Regions from separate parts of the Homo sapiens genome. Here all the other regions are linked to region 2. The links are chromatin loops, found by intact Hi-C in ENCODE. Cell type or tissue: Caco-2. All regions are shown on one strand. Links, peaks and the distances in the headings refer to the core of each region. The heading gives the core; the rest is flanking DNA.

Region 1 (4,734 bases), core at 397-4,396, 51 kb after region 2:
TTGGCAAAATTTCTACTGGGAGGCAAAGCATACAGGATCACCTTTTGAGAATCAGTCTTTCAAATCCATAATTGAGCCAATGAAGGGGAGGCAAATGTTATGCAGATTAAAAGTAGAAAGAATTCCAAGCCTCATCAAAGGTTTATGTTTGCACTGTGGGTTTTTCTTTTTTTTGTTTTTTATTTTTTTGTTTGTTACATAAATATTGTTACCAGCAGAAAAGCAAACACATAAATAATGCGTAATTTATTTTTAAAAATTGATAACCAGGCAATTTTTTAAGGAATCTATAACAAACTCATATTTTTGAGAAATAAACATGTCTATATGTTTATCATACAGTTATTTCCATCTTTCTTTGCAGTCTTAATTTTTTAAATGCATTTTGCTTTACAATTCAACACTGAATTATTAGACTTTTGTTTGTGACTGCCAGTAATTCTGGTTGGTGTTGATTTAAGTAACAATATCAAAACACATTGCACTACAGCGGAACTAATAGGCCAAGTAGGACTACCCTCAAAATAATGATCTACAGGAATTATTTTTTGCCAAAGTTATTATTGCTTTTTAATGCTGAAAACCAAAACAAAGAAAGCAGGTGAAATAAAACGATAAGGTTTCAGTTATTACGGATAATAACAAAGGATTATTTCTAGGAAATGAATATTTGAGACAGATGAGCCAATTTGATAAGTAGCATTTCAATGTTCCTTTTTTATGAAAAATTTGTAGTAAAAACTCCTTCCACACCAGTCAAGGTGCTTATTTCACAAATTCTCTGGAGAAATATGGGAGTTGATACAAAGGAACTAAAGTACTTAACTGAAGCATTGTCATTAATTAAGAGGAATTGGCCGAAAGTCACACTTTTGCACTAAACAGGTCTTCCAAGCAAATGTATCTTTTAATATAGTACACATGAAAAAAATTATACCTAAGTCTGTGTCTCCTGAGGCACTTAAAAGTAGTATTGGGGACTCCAACAATTATTTTTAATGTTCCAAAATATCAAATGAAAATCACAGTTTTATCTTCGTTAGAATTGCTTGGGATGACTAAAACATCTGTTGCTTGTGGTTGGAATTCAGTCAGCTTGGTGCTTAAACAATGTGTAACTTTTAAGAATATTTTTATTTATAAATACTGAGAAATGATTTATAACATATTGTTTGTGGTTTAAGCAACAAAAATATTTCACGCTATGGGGTAGGGGAAAATAAAAAGGTCTCTGGGTAGAGCTCTGGGTGGTTCCTGCTCAACTTCAACAGCAAATGAAAACCTATAGCAGAAGCTGGGAGGAAAGATATATGTGATTCTCCAAACCCCAGGGGATTTGCAATCAATCACCAAGGAAATGGTAGAAAAGTAGAGATTTTCCCTGGAGTTCACAGATCTGGGATGGCAGGACCCCTTAGGAGCTGAAACCAACCTGTATAATGACCCTCAGTCTCCTTTTCATGAATGTGTATCATAGTTTCCAACAGCTTGAAGGCCAACAGTGAGATCTTACAAATTTTTGTTCTTTTTCAACAATTTTTAAATTAAATAAAATATATATGTGTATATGTCTGTATGTGTGAAAATATCTATCTCTATATAGAGATAGATATAAATATATCTCCAATCAGTGACTGGCATGGCATAAAACTTACAAAAAGATTTCTTCCATGTTTCTGCTTTAGCAAAATAATTCATTTTGATTACTCTCAAAAGAGTTAATGAGTTAATAAAATAATTTTTCTGCAAAGACTTTGAAAGTAATGTATTGCATGTTGAAGGGCAGAAATAAGAGAGTCAAATGCTACCCAAAGCAAGACCATGTCACCCTTCATATCCAGCTATCAATATCCACCTTCTCCATTGTTCTTATTTTTTACCCCTCATATCTTTATTACGTGATACTGGGTCTAGGACTCTGCAAATCAGCTTAACCTGCTGACTCCCTGTCAGCTTCTACCAATAGTGGCCGCTAGAGGGAGGTTAAATGGCAGACTCTTTGCTTTCTTCCTCTTCCTATCATCACCTGAGCAATAATAGCTCTGCATCCTGGGATGGGCAGTTGGCTTCAGTCTCCTCTTTTATTTTAGTATTCTAAGAACTAACCTGAATGTGCCCTCTTAGAGGTACAGGTACCAGCACTAGCTGGGAAGTCTTCCCAGCTCTTCTGAGCTCCTGAGGTACCAGCACGTGCTGGGCAGCAACCAGGCCTGCACCTCCTGTCCTCCACTCCCTGACACATAAGGTTCTGCATTATAGCTCTCTGAGCTGTGAAGATAGGACTTTGTGAGAGACTGGAAGTGAGAGAGAGAGGCAATGCAGACAAAGCTTAAGATTCTGATCTGGAGAGGCAGCAGCTTCTTATAGTCACTCTCTCTTTGTGACCTCAGCATCCCTTCTTTGGGTTTTTATTTCTCCAGTCCTGTTTAACCAACTTCTCATATTAAATTCTCACTGTTGAAATGCCCAATGCAGTTTCTGTTTTCCTGACCAGACTCTTATCGATATACCATATACCCAGAAAACACTTTCTTTTATTGTTTAAAAGAATCAGATGAACCAGCATCCACGTAGACTAAATCATTAATGAGTATAAATAAGCTCCTTAATGTATAGTTACAAGATACTGGGAAAATGACAGACCTAAAATCCAACCTGGCTCCTTTGGAGCTCTCTCTCTTCTCATTCAGCCATCATGCTCCAGCCACACTGGCTGTCTCTGAGGTCCTCAGATTATCCACACTTCCCTCCAGCTCAAAGTCCCCACACATGGTCTTCTCTTTGCCAAGAATACACTTCCTGACATTCAACTTGTTCACACCTATTCCTTTTTAAGATCTAAATTCATTTACCACTTCCTCAGGGGAACCTCCCCAAGACTTTCAGGGAGACACAGACATTTTTATGGCACCCTGTACTTCTGAAAAGATTAGTATTTAAATAAATAATTGGCTAATTAGTTATTAAATCCTAGAATGTAAATTCCCCTGGGGCAAAAACAATTTCTTGCTGTGCTTTAATTGACTCCCTTGCCCTCTGGCTCCCTGCTGGATTTGGCAGAGCAGAAACTATTTCTGTAGACTATTAGCTGTTTCATAACTGTTTCACCAGTTCCTTTAACTACATAGTAGTTAAATTACAAGTGTATAAAATATATTAATTATTGAACACTAACTATGTGCCAGGCATTGTACTAAACACACTGCATGTATTATTTCATTTAATCTTCCCAACAACTCTAAAAGATAGGTACTATGACTACACTGAACAGAGAAGGAGCCTAAGGCACAGCGATGGGAAGTGGCTTGAACAAGGTCGTACAGCTCACAAGTGATGGAGATAGGATTTCAGCCACTCTTACTCCAAGCCTATAAACGAGTGATGGTCTCATTGGGAAAACAAAGCTGATAGTCTCATTGGGAAAACAAAGCTTATACTTCACAGACAGGCAGCATAGGCTAAGTTTGAAAAAGCTAATGCAGACATTCTGTGTTACCAGAGCACAGAGAAAGGGCAAATCTCCAAGGCCAGGGTGATAAGAAAAGTTTCACAGAGTGGCTGGAATTTCAGCTGGACCTTGAAGGTAGGGCTGTACTAGATAAGGAGAAAGAAGGAAGGACATTTAATGCAGAGTAAACAGCCCAATAAAATGTCCTTCAACCCCTTCACCTTCAGGTGACCTTTAAAAGCAAAGAAAGCAATCTGGAAAATATTTAAATGTGTGTGTGTGTGTGTGTGTGTGTGTGTGTGTGTGTGTGTGTGTGTATGTGTTTTAAGGGCTAAGTTTCCTTTTTAAAAGGACTCCCTTTTCAACAGCCAAATAAGCACAGTTACCAATTTATTATAAAGCACTTCTAATCTGAAAGGGACAATCACAAAGAACCGCAAAACAGAGGGATATATGCCAAGGTACAGCTGAGCAAGTGGCAGGCTGCATCAGAGGGCACCAGGACATGATACCTACCATTGGCCACTGCAGATAAGGTGGAACAAAGCCACAGAAAAACTGGCAGAGCAGCATTTGTGCTGCAGAGCTAGGCAGGAAATTTGTCTTCCAAAACTGACACGGGGCTGGGACTCAGGATTCCTGAGCATTCTTAGGATAAAGCCCTGAATAAAAAGAAGGAATCAGGATTTAACTGACAAAATTATTCAAAGGCAGAGCCAAAATAACTTGCTTATAGAAATGGGTTAGGAAGTAGAGTTGTTACTATTAGCAAAGCATAGATGGAAATAGATTATGTTGAAGGATGGGCTTATAGAAAGTGACAAAGTTTAAGGCAGGACCAAAAGACACCTGGATCCAGCCTGATTTCCACCTTCACTTAGGAATAGTAGAAATTTCCTCATTAGCATGGTCCTTTATGGGTCCAGGCTCAAATAAACCAACCTAGGGTTTTCTTCTAGTAAGCCACCTTGATTTTGATATTTATTCCTTTACAAATGATAAAATTTGTCCTACCTTGGAGGAAAACTCATTATCTATTTTTGCATGGTTTTAAAATTTTTTTAATTTAGTTTTACTATTTTATATTAAGTTTAAAGAAACATAATTTCATTTTGATATTTTGTTAAAAAATTCTCCCAGACATTGGTATATGAAATATGATGTATGTACATAGTTCTATAAAAATGAAATTATACATTATATGTTGTTTTTTAAACTCCTTTTTCCACTCAGCAATATGTTTGGACGTCTCTCTATGACAGTAAACACATTTCTTCATCACTTAC
Region 2 (4,734 bases), core at 339-4,338:
CACCCAGGCCCATCGACCACCCAAGAGCTGAGGAGTGCAGGCATGTGGCGCGGGACTGGCGGGCAGCTCCACCCGCAGTCCTGGTATGGGATCCACTAGGCGAAGCCAGCTGGGCTCCTGAGTTGGGTGGGGACTTAGAGAACTTTTATGTCTAGCTGGAGGATTGTATATGCACCAATCAGCACTCTGTATCTAGCTAATCTGGTGGGGACTTGGAGAACTTTTATGTCTAGCTAAAGTATGTAAATACACCAATCAGCACTCTGTATCTAGCTCAAGGTTTGTAAATGCACCAATCAGCACTCTGTGTCTAGCCAGATTGTAAATGTACCAATCAGCACCCTGTCAAAACAGACCAATCAGCTCTCTGTAAAACGGACCAATCAGCTCTCTGTAAAATGGGCCAATCAGCAGAATGTGGATGGGGCCAGATAAGGGAATAAAAGCAGGCTGCCAGAGCCAGCAGGGGCAACCTGCTGGGGTCTCCTTCCACACTGTGGAAGCTTTGTTCTTTTGCTCTTTACAATAAATCTTGCTGCTGCTGACTCCTTGGGTCCGCACTGCCTTTATGAGCTGTAACACTCACGGTGAAGGTCTGCAGCTTCACTCCTGAAGCCAGTAAGACCATGAACCCACCAGGAGGGATGAACAACTCTGGACACACCACCTTTAAGAGCTGTAACACTCACTGCAAAGGTCTGCAGCTTCACTCCTGAGGCCAGTGAGACCATGAACCCACTGGGAGGAATGAACAACTCCAGATGGGAGGAATGAACAACTCCGGACAGGAGGAACGAACAACTCCAGACGTGCCGTCTTAAGAGCTGTAACACTCACCGCAAAGGTCTGCAGCTTCACTCCTGAAGCCAGCGAGACCATGAACCTACCAGAAGGAAGAAACTCCGAGCACGTCCAAACATGAGATGGAACAAACTCCAGACACACCATCTTTAAGAACTGTAACACTCACCGCAAGGGTCTGCGGCTTCATTCTTGAAGTCAGTGAGACCAAGAACCCACCAATTCCGGACACATTAGGACTTTTAAAACTTAACCTGAGAGACTGTTTCAGGCCATGACAGGAAGTGGGGGTTGAACAGGCTTCATTATACCTCTCTGGCATTAACATCAACACAGATTTTAAGTCTGATAAGAAGCATTTTACAATCTATTTTCTCTGATGCTTGCTAGCTAAAAGCTTCATCTGTATAGTAAAACTTTGGTCTCTACGACATGTTATCACAACCCAGACATTCCTTTCTGTTGATCCCAGGTCTTTAAACAAACTCAACCAATTGTCAACCAGAAAATGTTTAAATTTCCCTACAGCCTGGAAGCCCCTATTTTGAATGGCCCTGCCTTTGTAGACCAAACCAATGTATTTCTTAAATGTATTTGATTGATGTCTCATGCCTCCCTAAAATGTATAAAACCAAGCTGCACCCCAGCCACCTTGGGCCCATGTTCTCAGGACCTCCCGGGCCATGGTCACTCACATTTGGCTCAGAATAAATCTCTTCAAATATTTTACAGAGTTTAATTCTTTCCATTGACAATTGCATTACAAAAAAGCAAAATCTTTCCATTCAAGTTTTCAGCAAGTAATAATAAAAATTTAAATAAATCAGGGTGTACAGTATATTTAATATTTTGGTTTTTTTATCATTGTACAGCTTTGAGTGAACTAAAGGAATTAACAAATTTATCTTGTTTGTAAGTCTCAAACATTTGTTGGTGTCTCTGTTAAATACATTTTTGGACAATCATTTTAAATATTACAGTCGTGTGGGTAGTGTAGTTCCAGAATAATTTAGAAAACATGGTATCTAGATTTACAGTATGGACCTCTCAGGTAAGATAATAAAGAAGGAAAATCTTTTTAGATGCCCCTGTTTTTAGGAGCTTAGAATTCTCTCTTTTACTTTCTTCCGACCATGATGAATGGGTAGCTTTTTTTTTATTTTTGTTTAAACCTCTTAATTTTTTGTAAACTTTAAATCTGTTATTCAGCACCTCAAAATTTAAAGTATATATGCTCCTATCTTTGAAACTGCAAGTCTTTTTCTCCATTTTTTTTTTGAATTACTGTTAACCTAGGCTCTCACCAATCTATTTGGCATTTACCCACATATTTTGCTTAAGATTTAATTTTAAAAGTTCTGTAAACTTACTGTATCTCCAAAATAACAGCACATCCATAGCTGTCTATTGAGTCAGTTGTATTTCTAAAAGAAACATGTTATTTCATGGCAGCTTCCTTGGTAAATTTCTGGTAGTCACTACGAAATGAAAGGAAGTGGAAAAGGTCGGGGACGGTTAGAAAATAGTTGGGGAGAAGAATCACAGGTTATCACATACTTGAAAGGAATAATCCTGAAGACTCAAAACTTCACAACTCTTTTTGTCCCTGTGCTCCCTAGTGAAAACAGTCTGTGTTAGTCAGAAGCAAGCTCACAAAGCTCATGAATAACTTGCATTCTTATGCTGGAGAACAGCCAATTACCCTGGGACCAAATTCCTGTTTGCTTTGTAGTGAATGTGGGAGACAAGCTGCCTGCCAGTAGCTGTTAAGGCAGTAAAAACACAGCCAGAGGCTATCACAAGGAGGAAATCACAGAGCAAGTTAATTTGTGAACTTCAAGGACAGAGATTAAATATTGTGCAATGAAGCTAATATGGTGGGCTTGTCTGAAAGTAGAATAATCTGGTCTGAAAAGCACCCTTATGAGTTAGCATGATATTTGCATAATGAGTGACACATCATCGTTTCCAGACTTGCTTTTTTTAATGATTGATATCCTTTAAAATTTTCTTCCAAAAAGATTATTGATTCTCTGTTTGGGAAATGCAAGTTTGTTTTACTCTTGATTCTCTCATTCTGATATATCTGGTACAGAGAGTATTAAAGCCAAAAGGACAGTATTTGGGGTAAAATTTGGAAAATCCCAGACCCAATTTGGAAACCAAGATAGCTCATTATACCCTGTTGTTTTATAGAGCCATGTTCAGTGTTTTGAGTACTTGAGGCTGCTCTGAGATCTCTTATTTGCATTCAGAACTTGAGTAGTTTTTGACCAAGGGGAAAAAATGAGAACTGCCAAATCTATTAGCTTGCCCATAACCCCAAATAGTATACTATAGTGTCATTCTCCACAGAGAAAACAGCTTACCGTTTAAATCCTAGAAATTACACACTGACTACTAGGTCACTGTAACCTCACTATGATACCCTTAGGTCACATGTTGTGAGTTTTACAGTTGTTTGGACATAGAGTTTATAAAAAATTAAAATAAAATAAACCTTTGGATAGAGTATAACGTTGGGGCTCAGAAAGCAATAACCCAAACACTGGTGCTATGACAGGCTAAGAGGCCTTAGACGCAGCCCGCAAATCAAGGTCCCTCTAACTTTGCCTTGTCCCTCAGCCCTTGCCTCAAGCACAGGGAGGGACTCTCTCTGGAATTTCCTTATCTGACCAAGAAATCTTCTTTCTAAGAGAAATACAATTGTTTTCCTCCCTTCTCTGAAATCTCATTATCTGTCTCAGAAAAGAAGACTAAGGAATGCAACTACAGGGAGATGGACTTTTTCACAACATAATTCCAGCCTCTAGGGCTCATTCAAATTCCAAAGAGAATCATTTACAAGTTCACTGTTCTCCCTAATAATCATCTGTGGTCCCTCAAAGGAATTGCCTACATTCCCCATCTCTCCCCTCCCCTATGGAAGAGAGTATATAAGCTTCTGTACCACATTGGGTTATTAGGCAATCTTCCTCCTTAAGTTCCCCAGTGCTAACCATGTTAAAACAAACTTTCGTATGCCTTTTCTCCTACTTATCTGTCTTTTGTCAGTTGATTATTAGTGATCCCTTGGAGGGTGAAGGGGAAGTTTTCCCTTGGTTCCTACAATAAGATGGACCAATATTACACTGATTTTTGATGCCATAGCTAATCATATTATATTGAGGTTTGTAAAACTAATGAAGCCTACCAAGATTAGGATTATGGGAGGGCCCTGAATTCTGCTAAAATGTAGATGCTGTTTCTACAATCCCTTACTGCTCAGGAGTTATGTGGCCAGAGGTCATAAGATTCATTGCTTCCCCAGCTGCACCTATAGGTAACATCACTATTGTAGAACTAAGATTGCTCTTTTGAGATGTTTTTCAGACTTACCCAACCTGGACTAGTCACTGATGACTCATCTGTCCTGTGGGCCCCCACCCACCCCACAACCACCCATCCAGAGACAGACTCAATGCACAAAGACTATTTTCCACACCTCTATAATTGCATCCCCAGCCAATCAGCAGTACCCATTCCCTAGTTCTCTTCCCACCAAACTATGCTTGCAAAACCCTAACCTCTGAACGTTCAGGAAGACTGATTTGAGTGATAACTCCAGTTCTTCTGCATAGCTGGCCTTGTGCTAATTAATTAATTATATACCATAGTACCATGGTCTCAGTAAACTGGTTTTGTTTGTGCAGTGGGCAAGAAGAACAGTCAGGCAACTACAGTTGTAATGCCATGGAAAATTGAAATACATCTTGCACATGTCCCATGATGGAAGAACTTAGAGATGTTTTTCAATGTTTATCAGAGAACATGAAATAGCCTGCCAGGCCCAGAATCCAGAAGTTTTATCCACTAGCACTTTAAATCTAGTCAAATGGAACATAGTCACTGGTGCTGAGAGACCTAGGTGCTCAGGGAAAATGAGCACAGCAA
Region 3 (4,734 bases), core at 191-4,190, 61 kb after region 2:
TATTTCCTGAATTTCAATGTTGGCCTGCCTTGCTAGGTTGGGGAAGTTCTCCTGGATAATATCCTAAAGAGTGTTTTTCAACTTGGTTCCATTCTCCCCGTCACTTTCAGGTACACCAATCAAACGTAGATTTGGTCTTTTCTCATAGTCCCATATTTCTTGGAGGCTTTGTTCATTCTTTTTTACTCTTTTTTCTCTAATCTTGTCTTCTTGCTTTATTTCATTAATTTGATCTTCAATTACTGATATCCTTTCTTTCACTTGATCAAATTGGCTATTGAAGCTTGCGTGTGCCTCATGAAGTTCTCGTGCCATGGTTTTCAACTCCGTCAGGTCATTTAAGGTCTTCTATACACATTTATTCTGGTTAGCCATTCATCTAACCATTTTTCAAGGTTTTTAGCTTCAATGGGTTAGAACGTGCTCCTTTAGCTCAGAGAAGTTTGTTATTACCAACCTTCGGAGGCCTACTTCTGTCAACTCGTCAAAGTCATTCTCCATCCAGCTTTGTTCCTTTGCTGGCGAGGAGCTGCAATCCTTTGTAGGAGAAGAGGTACTCTGGTTTTTAGAATTTTCACCTTTTTTGCTCTGGTTTTTACCCATCTTTGTGGTTTTATCTACCTTTGGTCTTTGATGTTGGTGACCTACAGATGGGGTTTTCGTGTGGATGTCCTTTTTGTTGGTGTTGATGCTATTCCTTTCTGTTTGTTAGTTTTCCTTCTAACAGTCAGGAACCTCAGCTGCAGGTCTGTTGGAGTTTGCTGGAGGTCCACTCCAGACCCTGTTGTCCTGGGTATCACCAGCAGAGGCTGCAGAACAGCAATATTACAGAACAGCAAATATTGCTGCCTGATCCTTCCTCTGGAAGCTTCATCCCAGAGGGGCACCTGCCTGTATGAGGTGTCTTTTGGCTCCTACTGAGAGGTGTCTCCCAGTTAGGCTACATGGGAGTCAGGGACCCACTTGAGGAGGCAGTCTGTCCATTATCAGAGGTCAAACCATGCTGGGAGAACCACTGCTCTCTTCAGAGCTGTCAGACAGGGACATTTAAGTCTGCAGAAGTTGTCTGCTGCCTTTCATTCAGCTATGCCCTGCCCACAGAGGTGGAGTCTATAGAGGCAGTAGGCCTTGCTGAGCTGCGGTGGGTTCCACCCAGTTCAAGCTTCCCAGCCACTTTGTTTACCTACTCAAGCCTCAGCAATGGTGGACGCCCCTTGCAGGGCTGCACCCTCGTAGATTGATCTCAGACTGCTGTGCTAGCAGTGAGCAAGACTCTGTGGGTGTGGGACTTGCCAAGTCTGGCATGGGAGAGAATCTCCTAGTCTGCTCGTTGCTAAGACTGTGGGAAAAGCACAGTATTTGAGCCAGAGTATACCGATTTTCCAGGTACAGTCTGTCACGGCTTCCCTTCGCCAGGAAAGGAAAATCCCCTGACCCCTTGTGCTTCCCAGGTGAGGCGATGCCCCACTCTGCTTTGGCTCACCCTCTGTGGGCTCCACTCACTGTCCAACCAGTCCCAATGAGATGAACCAGGTACCTCAGTTGGAAATGCAGAAATCACCCATCCTCTGCATCGATCACGCTGGGAGCTGCAGACTGGAGCTGTTTCTATTCAGCCATCTTGGAACAGATTCTCTTTCATCAACACATTTTATCACCATTTATTCCACTGCTCAAACCCCAAACCTAGAAAGCACTTATATTCTCCCCTTTCCATCACTCCCTCATACCTAATCTCTCCATGTCTTGGAGAAATTGTAATTTCTTCCAGTTTTCACATCTGTCCTCCTGTTTCTGTGTAGGGGATCAGTCAAGGTGGTGGGAAAAATTATAAAGTTATAAGAAATAGACACAAACCTTCTTGGAAGGCCAGGAGGTTTGCATAGCTTCAGTAAAAGATTTGGCTGAAGGCAGCCTAATCCTCTTTATCTTGAGTTGATAGCAGAAGAGCAAATAACAAAGGAATGTGGGGGAGCTTACCTAAATAGCTTGTTTACTTATATGGTTCTAAGACTGACCTTTGATCTTCCACGGGTGCATGACTGCTCTCTCCGGGGGAGGGCGACCAGATTAATTATCCACAGGTGTGTTGACTCAAAGTCTTTGTCATCAAATCTGTGCTGAACAAATGCCCACAGGGCCAGCTAGTTGGGGCACACGGCTGCTACAACTTTTTTCTGTGTACAGCCCAGCCCCCAGCCGCTCTTTCACTGAATATCAGTGTCTGAGTATGTTATTCTTCCATCGTGCAGCCTACGTCTGCGGGTCAGACCCTGGCAGGTGGTGCCCCATGTGAGGAAAACTACAAAGGATCATAATGGAACCCTCAAAAATAGGGGTGAAAAGGACGGCACAGTCAGTGAGTCAGTAAGTCATTGGTGCCCGCTTGGGATTTCCAAGTTGTGGGGGCATTGTTCAGGCTAGGGTTTCACCATGGGACAACAGTTATCAGCTCAACAGAAACAGTATATAAAAGTATTGAAAGAGCTTCTTAAAAGCTAGTGGAGTCTCGGTTTCTCAGGCTCAATTAAGGGACGTAATGCGAACTGTTGTATTCCATAACCCATGGTTCCTGGAAAAAGGTACACTAGATGTAGAGCTCTGGGAACAAGTGGGGAGAAATCTTAAACAACACCATGTGCAAGGGTAACAGGTCCCAGTAACAGCTTTAATGCTACAGGCTTTAGTCAGAGTGGCTGTGGTCTCATTATACACAGAAGAGCCTAAAATGGGGAAGGAGGAGGAACTGTCACTTACCTTACCACCTCTTTGTCCCTCAGCCCCACTATCACTGGGGCCAAAATAACAAAGAGGAAATGGAGGTCTTGGCTGAGCCTCCTCCTCTAATTGATAGGAAAAAAGACAAGGGATATGCTACAGCTATGGGACCCCATCTTAGGCAAGCAACATTAGAAGGGGAGCTCTTAGCCTGTCCAGTAATGCAAGATCAACAAGGCAATCAGGTATAAAAACACATTTCTTTTAACGTTTATAAAAAGATAAGAAAAGGCATTAGAGGCTGGAGCTGCATGGCTAAGTGGGCAATGGGTGGAAGTAAAGGCTCAGCAGCCGGGAAGCTTGTGGTGCCCCGGGCCGACAGGGTCCTCCCGGCCGGCAGCAGCCACACAGCGGTGGGGGAAGGGAGCAGCACAGACAAAAAGTGGCACAGACAAAAAGCGGTGCCTAGGAAAATGCAATGTGGCCACTGCCCCGGGATCCATGCCACTGCTCTTTGGCTCTGTGGGCATCCCACAGCAAAATTCATGTGTTCCTTGTATACAAGCAACATCCCAGATTATAATTCTCTGCTAAAATATAAGTAAAACTTAAGAATTTAAAAGACCTCTTTCTAATAATGGCCACTGTTATGTATCTCCTACCCCTAACGTGGCTCTCTCAAAATCCAATTTAAGTAGAACAGTAACCTTTAAAGGGGGAGAAATTACAAGGAGGCCAAGAATTAGTTGAGGAGCAATTAAAAACAGGTCATATAGAATCATCAAACAGCCCTTGGAATTTGCCCATTTTCATCATTCCCAAAAAGTCTGGTATATGGAGACTTTTGCATGACTTACATGCTATTAATGCTAATTTACAACCTATGGGGCCCCTTCAACAGGGCCTTCCCTCCTCCACAGCAATTCCTCAAGATTGGCCTATAATTGTTATTAATTTAAAAGACTGCTTTTATACTATTTCACTTGCAAAGCAGGACAGAGAAAAATTTGTGTTTACAATACCAGCTATCAATAATGAAACGCCAGCTTGCCAATTTCATTAGCAAGTGCTTCCTCAAGGAACGCTGAATAGTCCTACCATGTGCAGGTATCAAGTAAATCAAGCTTTGCTCCCCAGTAGAAAAGAATTTCCTGATTGCAAGGTTATTCATTTTATAGATGATATTTTACTACCAGCCCCAACAGAGCAAATGTTTTTAAGTCTATATACCTCTGTCGTAAAAAATACACAGTTAAGATGTTTAATCATAGCACCTGAAAAAGTACAGATGTCTTCTCCTTGGAAATTTCTTGGATACATACTAACTTCCTGGTCAGTAAGACCTCAAAAGTTTAAATTAAATACTAGCAACTTATACACCTTAAATGATTATCAGAAATTGCTAGGCGATATTAACTGGCTTCACCCCACCTTGGACATGTCTACAGATAAGTTGCAAAACCTGTTTTCTATCTTAAAGGGCAATACAGCCCTGGATTCTCCCAGGTATTTAACCCCTGCAGCAAAAAGGGAAATTGAAAAAACAGAACAAGCTATCTCTCAAAGGCAACTAGATTGCATTGATCCATGGTATTCAATTCAATTGTTAATTTTTCCCACTAAACACTCTCCTACAGGGTTAATAGGACAGATGACTCCAGGACTGCGCTTTCTAAAATGGGTTTTTTTGCTCACATACTGGAACTAAAACACTTTCTCCCTACATCCAGTTAATCAGTAAAGTAATCTATTCAGGCCACAGACAATGCAATCAGTTGCTAGGTTATGATCCTGATATCATCAGGATTCCTTTAAGTAAGAAGCAATTCAAAGCAGTATTGCCCTTATTGATGGACTTGCAAATAGACATCTCTGATTACACAGGCCAAATAGAGAATACCCTTCCTGCTGATAAACTCCTTCAGTTCTTGTCTCGTACTCCTGTGATTTTACCTACAAAAATAGTTCACTACCCCATACCTAATGCTTTAATGCTGTTTACTAATGGTTCAGGTA

Evidence for each region. A loop is a pair of places that touch in the nucleus more often than their neighbours do. Peaks named below come from ENCODE experiments on the same cell type or tissue, not always from the same donor. Only the 100,000 strongest peaks of a DNase experiment are listed, where the experiment ranks them.
Region 1: a loop joins it to region 2, with 3 times the contacts of the local background. A loop is called at or near these places in 14 of 110 quality-filtered maps.
Region 3: it touches region 2 in a loop (9-fold over the local background); 13 of 110 quality-filtered maps call a loop at or near these places.

Annotation. Positions count from the first base shown.
Region 1 is chr1:185,593,500-185,598,233 of GRCh38, reverse strand. The region is part of intron 2 of LINC01350 (long intergenic non-protein coding RNA 1350); the gene reads left to right. The region is part of intron 1 of LOC107985239 (a long non-coding RNA gene); the gene reads right to left. Among named protein-coding and RNA genes, the nearest start is that of LINC01350, 33 kb to the left of the region's middle. In Caco-2, for the core only: a CTCF peak has its summit at 1,972 (motif pointing right); a DNase peak (open chromatin) is centred at 1,973.
Region 2 is chr1:185,644,236-185,648,969 of GRCh38, reverse strand. GS1-204I12.4 (a long non-coding RNA gene) reads right to left here and starts at 2,461. Exons shown (of 3, transcript NR_188649.1): 1 at 2,172-2,461. The region is part of intron 1 of LOC107985239 (a long non-coding RNA gene); the gene reads right to left. RefSeq lists an enhancer at 2,084-2,997. In Caco-2, for the core only: no CTCF peak of the experiment used is centred there; DNase peaks (open chromatin) are centred at 2,539 and 3,419.
Region 3 is chr1:185,583,302-185,588,035 of GRCh38, reverse strand. The region is part of intron 2 of LINC01350 (long intergenic non-protein coding RNA 1350); the gene reads left to right. All of the region lies in intron 1 of LOC107985239 (a long non-coding RNA gene), which reads right to left. Among named protein-coding and RNA genes, the nearest start is that of LINC01350, 43 kb to the left of the region's middle. RefSeq lists an enhancer at 1,346-2,545. In Caco-2, for the core only: no CTCF peak of the experiment used is centred there; a DNase peak (open chromatin) is centred at 2,075.